Linked DNA regions of Homo sapiens: region 1 is linked to region 2. A link is a loop called in an ENCODE intact Hi-C map of the cell type or tissue named here. Cell type or tissue: CD4-positive, alpha-beta T cell. All regions are shown on one strand. Links, peaks and the distances in the headings refer to the core of each region. The heading gives the core; the rest is flanking DNA.

Region 1 (7,186 bases), core at 938-5,937, 510 kb before region 2:
TTTCTGAATCCACATCATAAAATGAATTACCGTAAAGCAAGACACGTTTTCCCGCAGAAACAATGTTAAGATATTCAGCCAGGCTTCCTGACCAATGGCTAGGCGTCCAGTACATCATAAATACGACCAACCCAATGTCATAAATATAAATGTGCAAAAACTATAAATGTCTTAATAATCAGCTGAAAATGTAAACCCTAAATGGTCATGTAAAATTTGTCACAAGTCCTAGAACTCAGAAATATAGTGAGCATATTTGTCATAGAAGAAACCCCAAAGTATTATAAATAAAGCATACATTCCATGTGGAAAAAATATAGTCCTCCCTTATCATAAACTTGACTTTAAAGAAATAAATTGCTAGAGCAGAATTATAGAATTGCAGAGGGAAGAGGGACCTTAAATATTATTTCTTTCTAGACCCTATCTGTTGCTGAGATCCTTACCACAACAGCACTGCCAGTGTTTTCCAGCCTACACTTGAACATCCCCTAAGGATGGGGAGCTCACTACCTCCATGGCTTCCTATTCTACTTTTTTTTCTTTTTCTTTTTCTTTTTTTTTTTTTTTTTTTTCTGAGACAGAGTCTCGCTCAGTCACCCAGGCTGGAGTGCAGTGGTGCGATCTCAGCTCACTGCAACCTCCATCTCCCAGGTTCAAGCAAATCTCCTGCCTCTGCCTCCCGAGTGGCTGGGATTACAGGTGCCTGCCACCACACCTGGTTCATTTTTGTATTTTTAGTAGAGATAGGGTTTCACCATTTTGGCCAGGCTGGTCTCGGACTGCTGACCTCAGGTGATCCGCCCACCTCGGCCTCCCAAAGTGCTGGGATGACAGGCGTAAGCCACCGCGCCCAACCCTGTTCTATTTTAGGTTAAACTTTCCCATAGTTGTTTCCTGTACATTCTCTGCTTGCCCTGAAAGGAATGAACATGGTACCAGCAGGCCCTGAGGGAGGTTCTGAGTTATTTAACCTCTAGGAGCCTCAATTTTCCCATCTGTCAAATAGGGATCAATAATAATACCTATTTCATGCATTGTTGTGAAGGTCAAATAAGGTCGTCCATGTCAGCTATCATTATTTTATTAATACTATTATTATCCCAACCATTGACCAAGTGGTCCTCAGTTTCTCTCATATTTGTCTCCCATCTTTGGGCAGCTGCTTTTGACTTTTTTTTTCCAATCCCAAATACAGGGCCCTCAACTCATCCTTGTAATGTTTCCTATTGATATTTTGAATCATTTCCTCACCCTGACAAGACCTCTGGATCCTGACCCTGTTGTCCAGCCCATCCTCCATCCCATCAGGGTTTAAAGAGCCCATTGATTGGATCAGTAGACAATCGTCTTCATCTAAGTTGATGATAAAGAATGCTGGTCCAGACCAGGCACAATGGCTTACACCTGTAATCTCAACACTAGGAAGCTGGGGTGGGAGAATCAGCTGAGGTCAGGAGTTTGAGACTAGCCTGGGCAACATAGAGAGACCCTGTCTCTACAAAAAATTTAAGAGTTAGCTGAGCATGGTGGTGCACACCTCTCGTACCAGCTACTCAGGAGGCTGAAGTGGGACAACAGCTTGATCCTGAGAGGTCAAGGCTGCCATAAGCCCAGGAGGTTGAGGCTGCAGTGAGCCATGATCACACCGCTGCACTCCAGCCTGGGTGACATTGCAAGACTGTCTCAATAATTAATTCATTCATTAATTTTTTAAAAGAATGCTAGTCTAGATGGGCCTGGAATAGAATCTTGTGGCATACCACTGGAGACCTCCCTTGGGGCCAATGTGTCCCAAACTGTATTCCTTGGAAATTTTTGCCTCCCATGAGATGTGAGTATGTGTTTGGGAATAAAAGAGGCTGCAATCAGATGAGATTGATACACAACAGATGCTAAAACAGCGTTTACATGAAGAAGCAAAGACACGACATCTAATGGTAAGCTTCCAGGCTAGAGGCTTTACCTTCCAATAGTACAAGCCCTTAAATCTCTTTTGTCCACTGAGATTTATTTTTACAAAAGAATTCCACCCTGTGAGTGCCCTGAGCGTAGTCAGTCACTCCCTCCTTTCTCAGACAGCTTTACTTCTCTCCGTGCCCTGCCATGGTGAGAACCCCAAGCACATCAGTCCTGAGACATCCTCTGGCGCCTCTTGTCTGGCCCCACAAGAGCCAGCAGGGTGGGGAGCAGCCATTGGATTTGAGTCATACCTATGGGCTCCTATTTAGACCCTGGGCACAGGCTCCAAGAAGCTGTCCCCCTCCCCCACAGCCACCTCAGTTCCCCCAGTTGGAGGCAAGACCCTCTCCTCGCCCCATCAGCCTCCACAGGAGCTTCTGCCCATGGCCAAGAACAGACCAGCTTGGATCACGAAGGACTGAGCACCTGGAATATTCTGTGCTTCTCCCCTGATGTCTGAAGGCGAGTGCAGCCTCGGGCCTGGCCCACAGTGGCTGATGGTGGAATGAGTCAGTGCCCAAGCAAAGGTGAGCCAGCCCCTGCAGGAAGGTCAAGCTCTCCTGCCCAGGTGAATCCCCCTCATCCCGGATCCCTCTGTGCCTCCCCCTGCCTGGGGACCACACCTCATGCTTCTCCTGGGGTTCATGAGTGAACTCCCAATAGCTCTTAAACACGAAACCCATCTTCATTCCACTGTCCTTCTGAAAGGACACCTTTTGGGAAAATGAACCCAAGTGTCCCAAAAGCATCTGCCTGAGCAACTATGAATGATGGCCTTTCCTCTTCCCACGTGTGTCCTCCAGGAGCCCCGTCTTGCCAAGTCCAGAAGAGGCTCATCTGTTCTCATCGCTAGCCACTAGATGGCGACATCAGGAATTGTTTAATTTTCCAAAGAAAGTTGCTTGGGAAACCACACAGTTCTAAATAAAGCAAAAAGCAATGAATGGGAGGAAGGAGGGGAAGTGGAAAGGCAGGGATTTAGAATTCCCCATCCCTTTACATGGCTATATAACTTGGGCACGCCCTTTAATCTCCCAGAACCTATGCACCTGCAAAATGGAGCTAAGAGAGGTAGCTACCTCCTAAGGTAATGCTGGAAGACCTGGGAGCATATTAACCTCCTGGGGAGCTTTACAAAATAGTGAAGTCAGCCAGGTACAGTGGCTCACGCCTGTAATCCCAGCACTTTGGGAGGCCAAGGTGGGTGGGATCACTTGAGGTCAGGAGTTCGAGACCAGCCTGGCCAGCATAGTGAGACCCCCGTCTCTACTAAAAATACAAAAAATTAGCAGGGTGTGGTGGTGCACACCTGTAAGCCCAGCTACTCGGGAGGCTGAGGCAGGAGAATCGCTTGAACCTGGGAGGCAGAGGTTGCAGTGAGCCGAGATCGTGCCACTGCACTCCAGCCTGGGCGACAGAGCAAGACTCTGTCTCAAAAAAAATAAAATAGTGAAGTCCAGCCCCCACCAGGCCAATTAAATCAGAATCTCTACATGTGCCTTCCCCAGATACTACTTGGATGTGGGGAGGGGAGCTGGCCAGGCAGTTCCAGGGCACAGCCTGAAGTGAGGATCTCTGCTCCAGGGCAGCAGTTCTCAAGCTTGGGCATGCATCAGAATCACTGGAATCTCTTAGTAACACAGATTGCTGGGTCCCACCCCCAGATCTTCTGATTCGGCAGGTCTGGGGTGGTACCCCAGGATTTGCTGATGCTGCTGGTTGAGGCCACACTTTGAGAACCACTGTCTTGCAAAGAAAGAGAGACAGTGGGTAAGCTGATGCATATAGAACACTAGGTTGCTTGAGTCCAGGAGTTCAAGACCAGTCTGGGCAACACAGTGAGGCCCCATCTCTACAAAAAAAATTTTTTTAATTATCCGGGCTTGGTGGTACGTGCCTGTAGTCCCAGCTACTCAGGAGGCTGAGGCAGGAGGATCACTTGAGCCCAGGAGGTTGAGGCTGCAGTGACCCATGATTGCACCACTGCACTCCAGCCTGGGCAACAGAGCAAGACCCTATCACCCTCAACAACTGCCCAGCACAAAAAAAAAAAAAAAAAAAAAAAACAACTAGGCTCCATGCCTGACGCAAAGGAAGCTGTGTGGGTTTTTCCTAACAACAACCAATTGTCCAGTTCTCCAACACCACTTGGGTTTCCAACAATTCAAGCCATTTCTGAGCCTAACTACCCAGAGTTAGTGCAGACTTCACAGGTTAATAAAGGCTTAGACACTAGCCACAAGCAGGGTCACCAAGTGAGCCACGCTTCTGCCTGCCCAACTACAACTTCGGGGGTTGCCCGCAGCCCTCCTTCGGATTCGATAATTTGTTAGAATGACTCATAGAACCCAGAGAAGGGCTTTACTTTTGATTACTCATGTATTACAAAGGATACAACTTAGGAACAGCCGAATGGAAGCGCTGCATGGGGCAAGACGCAGGGGTGGAGCCCAGAGCTTCTGTGCCCTCTCTCAGAATGGAAGAGGCATCCAAGTTTACAAAGCACTTGGAGAAATGTTACTCATGTGACCCACTCCGGCTGCCTGTGAGTTCAGAAGAACATGGCAAGGTACGACCTTTTCACAAAGGAGAAAACTGAGACAAAAAGCACTGGTGAGCAGTCAGCGGCAGAGCATGGGATCAGAAAACTGGGGCTTCTGGTTCCAAGCCCACTGCTCTTACCACTGTGCCCCTCTTCCCTGGAGAACCTGACTTGTTAGGACTGTACATAAACCAAGAGTTAACAGGCATGTCTCTGAGCTTTAGCACAGAGGCTGGAAAGATTCCTTCTTTTGGCTGGTCGGAACCTCTCTGTATTCGCTCTTGGTTCTCAGTGGCATGGCAGGTGGGTGAAGCTGGAGGATCCTCGAGGTCTCCACCAGCCTGTGCAGTCAGTCCCATCCAATCGGACTTGAGTTTTTCCTAGTAGCTTCCTTCCCCGGGACCAGCTCAGACGCCTCCTCCCCTAGCTGGATTTTGCCCAGGGGACTCGTCTCAGGCCACAGAGTGCAGTGTGCACTGAGGGGTGTGGAGATGGCCTGGAGAAGAGACCCAGACAGGCAGGAGGCAGATGGCCTGGGCTTGCCTGGTTCTGGGCCTGCTGCCACACTGCCCAGCTGAGGGCTGGTGCCAGAGCCGTGTCTGCTTGCCCCATCAAGAGGTGGGAGGGATTGATCCACCTTCCTGCCCCACAGATGGTGCAGCCTCCAACCTATTGTTTTCCAGGACGCTTCGGTGGAGAGCACAAGGAATGTAGGGTCTAGAAACAGGAAGCCCTGGCTTCCGCTGGACAAGGTTTCCTCCAGACTCAGGCCTGCCCTCCAGACAACAAGGCAGGGCCCTTGGTCCCACCCTGCCCTGCCTGGCTCACTGGGCCACCCCAAGGAAGGCCTTGCCCTCTCTGGGCTTCTGCATGTGACGGATACACAGAAGGCTTGGGCAGTGGGGTGACCAATGGCTCCAGACAACGGAGGAGGAGGATGCTGCCCAAGGCCTCAACCTGACTGCACCTCTCAGCCCACTCATGCACCACGAACACAGCACATGTGGTCACATCCATGTGGATGCCTTACACACTCCATGCGTGTTCTTACATACTTATGTGTAGCCACATGGTTGCCAAACACCGTGCACATGCCATGCCCATGCTAACACACTCACATGTATACACGGTCGTCCTCACACACTCACAGGTGCCCCCACCATTAACGTGTCTGTGGCATCACTGTCATGACAAACATGCATTGAGCACCTACTGTATACCAGAGACTATTCTATGCACTTTACATGCATCTTCTCAGTTAGTCCTTTCAGCAACCCTGGGAGGAAGGCACGCCATCATTCCCATTTTACAGAAGGGAAAACTGAGGCACCAAAGGCCATGTGGCTGGTCCAGGATCAGCCAGACCATAAGTAGCAGATGTGCCCCAGCATGTAACCACAGGGCACCACTTTCTCTCCACCCCTGGGAGCCCCACTTCCGTAACAGCCTTTTCAGGATGTTGTGAGAAAAAAGTGAGAAACATCTGGGGAAGTGCTCTGGGCAGCCTCCTCCCTCCCAGGGGCTGCGGCAAGGTATTGTTCTCACTGTCGGGAATTCAAACCCCGTTCAATCGGCCTTTCCTGGCCAAAGAGAGGCTGCACTTAGCCTTTTCCTCACCCAGCTCCAGTGGCTGCATCCTGAGCCGCCATCCCTTGCGGTTCCCCAGCCAGTGGCCTCTCCCTGGCCTGACCACAGCCCACAGGAGGTGGCCCCGCCAGCAGGCAGCTGCATGGGGACACGGTGCACTGGACAGGGGGCGCCTCTCCTAAAATCCAGGGATCCTTGGGTCCCTGGCCTGCATGAGGCCCCCAGCGGTGCCCTGCCTGAGCTCCTCAGTGTGGTGTGACAGGCCCTCTACCACCTGGCCTCCTCCCCAGCCAGTCCCTCTTCCCCTCTCAGCACCTCAGTGCTCCCCTACCCCTTGGAATGTCTTCTCCTTCCCTAAGAGGCCTCCTTGCCTTTGACCCTGCCAATTCTGCTGTCTGCAGAGCCCTTCCCGTGCTCCGCCTTTGGTGACCTCCTGCTCATGCTTTCAGATCAGCTTGGGGACCCAGTCCTCCGGCAGCTCCCAGGCCACCTCCTCCGGGCACCCTCATCTCAGGGTGCACACCTCTGTCACCAACCCAGCCCCACCCAGTGTGGTTCATGCATGTCTTGGTGTCTGTCTCTCCCACCAGACTGGGGCACATCAAAGACAAGGACCCAGCCCAAGTCACCTCCACGTCTCCATGCCTAGCACAGGGCTAGGAAAAGCCTGAGCACCAAATGTATTTTTTAAATAACAAAGGAACATAAAACATTGGTGAACAATGGCAAGTTATCAGAAGAAGGGTGGTGCTATAGAATGAGCATTGAACTGGGATATAAACAGGAATATAAGGGTTGAAATCCTGGCTCTGCTACTCAGACACTGTGTGACCTTGAGCAAGTTACTCAGCCTCTCTGAGCCTCAGCTCTTTCATCAGGGAAATGGGAATACAAATAGCACTTACATCTTTCAGGGCTATTGCAAAGCATCATTACATGAGAAAATGGAGATGGAATGCATAGACAGAATGTGGCAAAGGCTTCGCGGGGATAAGATGCTTGTCAGAATAGGAGTCTGGAAGCTGCATGGGGGCCGGCACGTTTGATCTGAGCACTGATGGGCTGGGAGATTTGGGTTGCAGAAGGAGGAAGGAA
Region 2 (7,186 bases), core at 1,140-6,139:
ATTTAAATGAATATAAATAAAATTGTATTTATAGGCTGGGCACGGTGGCTCACGCCTGTAATCCCAGCATTTTGGGAGGCCGAGGCGGGCGGATCATGAGGTCAGGAGATCAAGACCATCCTGGCTAACACAGTGAAACCCCGTCTCTAATAAAAATACAAAAAATTAGCTGGGCGTGGTGGTGGGCGCCTGTAGTCCCAGCTACTTGGGAGGCTGAGGCAGGAGAATGGCGTGAACTCAGGAGGCGGAGCTTGCGGTGAGCTGAGATCGTGCCACTACACTCCAGCCTGTGCGACAGCGTGAGACTCTGTCTCAAAAAAAAAGTAAAATAAAATAAAAAATAAAATTGTATGTATATACACAAATCATGTAATTTTAAATAAAAATAATATTTATGTCAGTATGTAAATGGTGGGGGACAACGCCACTAAAGATGTGATGAAGTCTTCTGATGTTTGTACCCATATTGTTTTTCTTCTTTTTTTTTTTAGAGATAGGGTCTCCCTCTGTCACCCAGGCTGGAGTCTGGTGATGCGATCATAGTTTACTGCAACCTTGACCTCCTGGGCTCAAGCGATCCTCCTGCCTCAGCCTCCCCAGTAGCTGGGGCTACAGGTGTGCACTACCATGCCTGGCTAATTTTTGTATTTTTTGGTAGAGATAGGGTTTCACCATGTTGCTCAGGCTGGTCTTGAACTCCTGGTCTCAAGTAATTCTCCCACACTGGCCTCCCAAAGTGCTGAGATTACAGACATGAGCCACCACACCCAGCCTGTACCTTATTTTGAAGCTCCATAAATAGCGGCTTCAGATGCATACCAGGCAGAGGAAAGTGAGTCTCTTTGCCCCCACGGTGTGAGTTTCCTAGATGATGATAACTCCTGGTAAAATTCTCAACACAAAGTACCATCTTCCCTCATTTCACATGATAATTGTATTCTTGGAAAATATTCTACATTTTAAGACTGTGCAAAAATCCCTTTGTGTTTCCAAATAAAACAGAGCAAGGTTGTAGGTTCAAATGATGATAAACAGATTGTTCATCAGATACCTGTAGAGACCTGGTTAAACAAAACAAAACAAAACAAAACAAAACAAGACTGGGCATGGTGGTTCACGCCTGTAATCCTAGCACTTTGGGAGGCCGAGGCAGGAGGATCACCCGAGGTCAGGAGTTCGAGACCAGCCTGGTCAACATGGTGAAACGCTGTCTCTACTAAAAATACAAAAATTAGCTGGGTGTGGTGGTGGACATCTGTAATCCCAGCTACTAGGGAGGCCAAGGCAGAAGAATTGCTTGAACCCAGGAGGCAGAGGTTGCAGTGAGCCAAGATTGTGCCACTGAACTCCAGCCTGGGCAACAGAGCGAGTCTGTCTCAAAAAACAAAACAAAACAGATCGTTCACCTGTCTGAACATGCTGGTGGGACACTCGAAGGTCAGGAAGAATTCAAACAATCCCTTGTTGTGTGGAACTGGGGAGGAATCCTGGCACCTGTGACCACCCCAAATGCCAGGGGTCTCCCCATCCATGTGACAATCCCTTCCCCGAGATGCTCTTCAGAATGGTACAACAAGCCTAGGGGACGAGAGGAGAAGCTACGCTTGGGGGAAGTGCACCCCAGGAGGGCAGTGAATAAAGTGTTGGGGTTGGTCTGAAGGAGGCGGAGGCCCAGGTGGGAACATTGACAAGGGACTCTGAGGTGCAGCATCCCCATAGCCAAATCCTGGGGGAGCAGGCTGGTCTCTGGGGGTGGAAGGTGGGGGGACCCTATAAGGGCCTTGCTGCCCAAGACCCCAGGCTTTCTGCAGAGGATGCAACAGAACCTATACTTCTCTGGGTCCTGCATGGACCTCTTCTGCTCAACTGCTCTGGGCCCTCCACGAACTGCACCCCTGAACAGACAGTGGGGGCCCTGTCATCTATAGCTCCTGTGGAGACCTCTGTGGGCTGAAAACCCACTTAAGTCACACACCAAGAGGATGACGGGGTCCTCAAGTATGTCACTAAACAGAAAAATAGTCCAAAATGATACCGAACTGACAAGTAACTACAGGGAAGGTAAACATAATTGTGATTTCCCTCATGTTGCTTTTGTTTTAATAAAATGTTAAGTAACAAATTGTTTTAGAGCACCTTCCTTTGGTGTCTTTGAGAACATGCTCCATGTGCCTGTGGAATGGCCCATCAGTGAACAGTCCATGAACTGACTCATTTAATCAGACCCAAGACCTTTTTAAAAAATAAGTAATTAATTAATGTTTTGAGAGAAGGTCTCACTGTGTCATCCAGGATGGAGTGCAGTGGCGCTATCATGGCTCACTGCAGCCTTAACCTCTTGGGCTCAAGCGATCCTCCCAACTCAGCCCCCAGAGTATCCACCACTCCTAGCTAATTTTTTAAATTTTTAGTAGAGATGGAGTCTCCCCATATTGCCCAGGCTGGTCTTGAGCTCCTGACCTCAAGCAATCCTCCCAGCTTGGCCTCTCAAAGTGCTGGGATTACATGCATGAGCCATTATGCCCAGCCAAGACCCCAAACCTTCTGAGATAGGTACTATTCTTTCTCTCATTTTTGTTTGTTTGTTTGAGACAGAGTCTTGCTCTGTCGCCCAGGCTGGAGTGCAGTGGCAGGATCTCGGCTCACAGCAACCTCCATCTCCCAGGTTCGTGATTCTCCTGCCTCAGCCTCCCGAGTAGCTGGGATTAAATGCACCTGCCACTACGCACGGCTAATTTTTGTATTTTTAGTAGAGACGAGTTTCACCACCTTGGCCATGGTTGGCTAGGCCGGTCTCGAACTCCTGACCTCAGGTGAGCCTCCTGCCTCGGCCTCCCAAAATGTTGGGATTACAGGCATAAGCCACTGTGCCCGGCCTTATTCCCATTTTGCAACTGAGATACTGAGGATCAAATTGATTAAGACATTTGCTCTGGGTCACACAGCCAGGAGTTGCTCGGGCCACGATTGGTCTATCCCAGAACGAAGTCTGAGCAAGCTCTAGGCCCCTGAAAAGGAGTAAAGCCCCCCGCCCCACACTAGGTCCCTGAAAAGGAGTGAAGACACACACACACACACACACACACACACACACACACACACACACACTCCACACTCTTCCACACTCTTCCTCCCTCCACTCTGGGAAATGAGAAGCTCAGGTGCTTCCCGCAATCTGTTCTCGCCCCCTGGTGGCCACGTTTAAAGCTGCGGCTGTGTCTTCAGTGCATCCTAGCCGGGGATCCACCACCCGGGGCCTGAGCCTGGCTGTGCTGGAAAAGAGTTTGCCTGGCAGGTTGCTACTTGTCAAACTATATAAAATATTTTTGCTGTTGTTTATCTCCTGTTTCACTGATGCCCTCAGCTCTTGCTTCTTCTGCTGGCTAGAAGCTCCGGCACTGGACGGAGCAGACAGCTGGCCAGCGCCACAACCACTGGACTCCTGGGGAAAGGACGTGCACTTCTCCCCGAAACTATGAAGGATAGAAGAGGGCAGAGGGCCGGGCGCGGTGGCTTACGCCTGTAATCCCAGCACGCAGGGGCTCACGCCTGTAATCTCAGCACTTTGGAAGGCCGAGGAGGGCAGGTCTCAAGGTTAGGAGTTCGAGACCACCCTGGGCAACACAGTGAAACCCCATCTCTGCTAAAAGAAAGAAAAAAAAAAACTAGCCAGGCGTGGTGGCACATGCCTGTAATCCCAGCTACTCGGGAAGCTGAGGCAGGAGAATTGCTTGAACCCAGGAGGTGGAAGTTGCAGTGAGCTGAGATCGAGCCACTGCACTCCAGCCTGGGTGACAGAGCGAGACTTCATCTCCAAAAAAAAAAAAAGAAGAAAAAGAAGAGGGCATTCCAAACAGGGAACAGCAAGGGCAAGGGCCTGGAGGCAGTTACATGGAACTGAAGGTGTGAGAAAAAGCCAAATTAAAGTTGACCCAGGCCAGGCATGGTAGCTCATGCCTATAATTCCAGCACTTTGGGAGGCCAAGGTGGGTGGATCACTTGAGGTCAGGAGTTCGAGACCAGCCTGGCCAACATGGTGAAACCCCATCTCTAATAAAAAAAAATACAAAATTAGCCGGGTATGGTGGTGGGTGCCTGTAATCCCAGCTACTTGCGAGGCTGAGGCAGGAGAATCGCTTGAACCCGGAGGGCGGAGGTTGCAGTGAGCCGAGACTGTGCCATTGCACTCCAGCCTGGGCAACAAGAGCTACACTCCATCTCAAAAAAAAAAAAAAAAGTTGACCAAGGCGGGGCGCAGTGGCTCACGCCTGTAATCCCAGCACTTTGGGAGACCCATCACTTGATCTACTTGGGTGGATCACTTGAGGTCAGGAGACCAAGACCAGCCCGACCAACATCTCTACTAAACCCCATCTCTACTAAAAGTACAAAAATTAGCTCGGTGTGGTGGCGTCTGCCTGTAGTCTCAGCTACTTGGGAGGCTGAGGCATGAGAAGCTTGAACCTAAGAGGCGGGGGTTGCACTGAACCGAAATTGCACCACTGCACTCTAGTCTGGGTGACAGAGCCAGACTCTGTCTCAAAAAAATTTTTTTTTAAAAATAAAATAAAGTTGACCCAGTCTTCAGCATAGCCTGGAGATGGGGGTGCCCTGATTACAGTGACAGGTCCTAGTTCTTCAGACAGAAATAGCTCTTGAGCCAAGGAAAGGAGGGCAGCTGTGCTCCAGCACTCTGCATACTTCTCCCTGCCCCCCATTCTGCAGTGAACACACAGCTGGGGGAGGGTCTGCCCCCACAATATACATGGGAACGGCTGCCCCCATTCAGCAGATAGAGAAACTGAGGCTCCAAATGCAGTTGAGGTTCCTTGCACAAGTCACTCATTTGACCAATGGCAGTGCTGGGATTCTTGTGTCTGCCCAGCCTCTTAAACTGCCACATCACATGGGGTACCCTGTGCCAGGGGAGGCTCTTGTCTTTGGGGAAAGTAGAGGTCATGGGCTGTGCACTTCCTACACAAGCCTCCAGGCCAAAGTGTCCTCCTGGTCCTCAACAGGGAAGAAAATATACCCAGTTTGGATTCTCAGACTTCTATGGAGAACTGGGTTGTTCAGGTGAAGGTTTATAGGGTTTGATTGTTGCTAATGGCTGATTAAAGAGTGCTTGACTTTCTATGAGTGTGTTTGAAACTGTATTTCCCATGGAGGCAGTGGGGGTCAGGGAGCAGGCTCAGAAATACCCATACATTGTTAGCACCCTGGAAATGAAGGCAATGCATGGGTATATTTAAATTATAGTCTTTCTTTACCAATGATTTTGCAAAGGAAAAAGAGGCTAGGTGCAGTGCCTCACGCCTGTAATCCCAGCATTTTGGGAGGCCAAGGCTGGCAGGTCACCTGAGGTCAGGAGTTCAAGACTAGCCTGGCCAACATGGTGAAACCCCATCTCTACAAAAATACAAAAATTAGCCAGGCATGATGGTGGGTGCTTGTAATCCCAGCTACTTGGGAGGCTGAGGAGGAAAATCGCTTGAACCTGGGAGGCAGAGGTTGCAGTGAGCTGAGATTGCACCATTGCACTCCAGCCTGGGCGACAGAGTGAGACTCTGTCTCAAAAAAAAAGAAAAGAAAAAGAAGCATAGGCCGGGCATGGTGGCTCATGCCTGTAATCCCAGCACTTTGGGAGGCCAAGGCGGGTGGATCACCTGAGGTCAGGAGTTCAAGACCAGCCTGGCCAACATGGTGAAACCCTGTCTCTACTAAAAATACAAAATTAGCTGGGCGTGGTGGTGCATGCCTGTAATCACAGCTACACGGAAGGCTAAGGCAGGAGAATCATCTGAGCCCGGGAGGTGGAGGTTGCAGTGAGCCAAGATCTCACCACTGCACTCAAGCCTGGGTGACACAGTGAGACTCCATCTCAAAAAAAAAAAAAAAAAGCATAAAATAAAAAATTAAAATTAAGTTATAGTCATTATCTAAAGATAAATAAATAAAAAACCACAGCATGGAGCTGGAGATGCTAACTGTCTTCCCTGGAGGAGCATACAGGAGCTCTCTCTCTGACTTTGGAGATGTCCAAACTGGCTCCTTCAACTACTAAATGTGGGAAGCTTCCAGGAAAGTGGCTTGATGGGAGTCCAGAGAATGGGGTCCAGACCCACCTCAGCCAGGAGCTTAAAGTGGGATTCTAGAGAACCTGCAGAAGAAGGCCGGGTGCGGTGGCTCACACCTGTAATCCCAGCACTTTGGGAGGCCGAGGTGGATGGATCACGAGGTCAGGAGATCCACACCATCCTGGCTAACATGGTGAAACCCCGTCTCTACTAAAAATAAAAAAAAATCAGCCGGGTGTGGTGGCACGCGCCTGTAGTCCCAGCTACTCGGGAGGGCGAGACAGGAGAATCGCTTGAACCCTGGAGGTGGAGGTTGCAGTGAGCCGAGATGGCACCACTGCCCTCCAGCTTGGGCGACAGAGCGAGACTCGGTCTCAAAAAAAAAAAAAGAGAACCTGCAGAAGTCAGTTTAGGTCTCTGTACTTTATTTTACACCTTAAAGAATGGATGGGCTGGGCGAGGTGGCTCACATCTCCAATCCCAGCATTTTGGAAGGTCAAGGCAGGAGGATTGCTTGTACTCAGGAGTTTGAGACCAGCCTGGGCAACATAGTGAGTCTCGTCTCTACAAAAAATAAAACTTAGCTGGGAGTGGTGGCACATGCCTGTAGTCCCAGTTACTCAGGAGGCTGAGGCAGGAGGATTGCCTGAGCCCAGGAGGTCAAGGCTGCAGTGAGCTATAATCACGCCACTGTACTCCAGCCTGGGCAACAGAGCAAGACTCTGTCTTAAAAAAAATGGATAGAAGGGTGTCTCACAAAGTACATGGGTCCAGCCAGATGTGACTAGTTTCTACAGCAAAGAGGAGGTTCATGGGGAAACATTTGGCATTGCTGCAATAAAACTGGATGGATTCCTTTTACTGCAGAATTTTAAAGCCTTGACTATACACACTGTGCATTCTGAATCTCTTCCAAGGTGGGGTAGTGGGCTATGGATCTTTTCTCTCAGAACATTTTGTGGGATCGTGTTCCAGGGAGCATGCTTTAGGAAAGCAGGAGGGAGATGCCCTCTCAAGTCCTTTCCAGCCCTGGCCCAAGGGTTGGAGATGGGGCAGGCAGCCCTGGCCATAAAATCCAAGCCCTTCCTTTGGCCCACAAGGCCAGGACC

The links. Peaks named below come from ENCODE experiments on the same cell type or tissue, not always from the same donor. Only the 100,000 strongest peaks of a DNase experiment are listed, where the experiment ranks them.
Region 1: it touches region 2 in a loop (9-fold over the local background); 3 of 110 quality-filtered maps call a loop at or near these places.

What each region holds. Positions count from the first base shown.
Region 1 is chr16:66,354,851-66,362,036 of GRCh38, forward strand. No RefSeq gene overlaps it. Among named protein-coding and RNA genes, the nearest start is that of CDH5, 8.2 kb to the right of the region's middle. In CD4-positive, alpha-beta T cell, for the core only: a CTCF peak has its summit at 2,825 (motif pointing right); a DNase peak (open chromatin) is centred at 2,801; H3K27me3 peaks cover 349 bases.
Region 2 is chr16:66,864,810-66,871,995 of GRCh38, forward strand. All of the region lies in intron 1 of LOC124903699 (a long non-coding RNA gene), which reads right to left. Among named protein-coding and RNA genes, the nearest start is that of PDP2, 12 kb to the right of the region's middle. RefSeq lists a silencer at 225-418. In CD4-positive, alpha-beta T cell, for the core only: CTCF peaks have their summits at 3,207 (motif pointing left) and 3,412; a DNase peak (open chromatin) is centred at 3,192.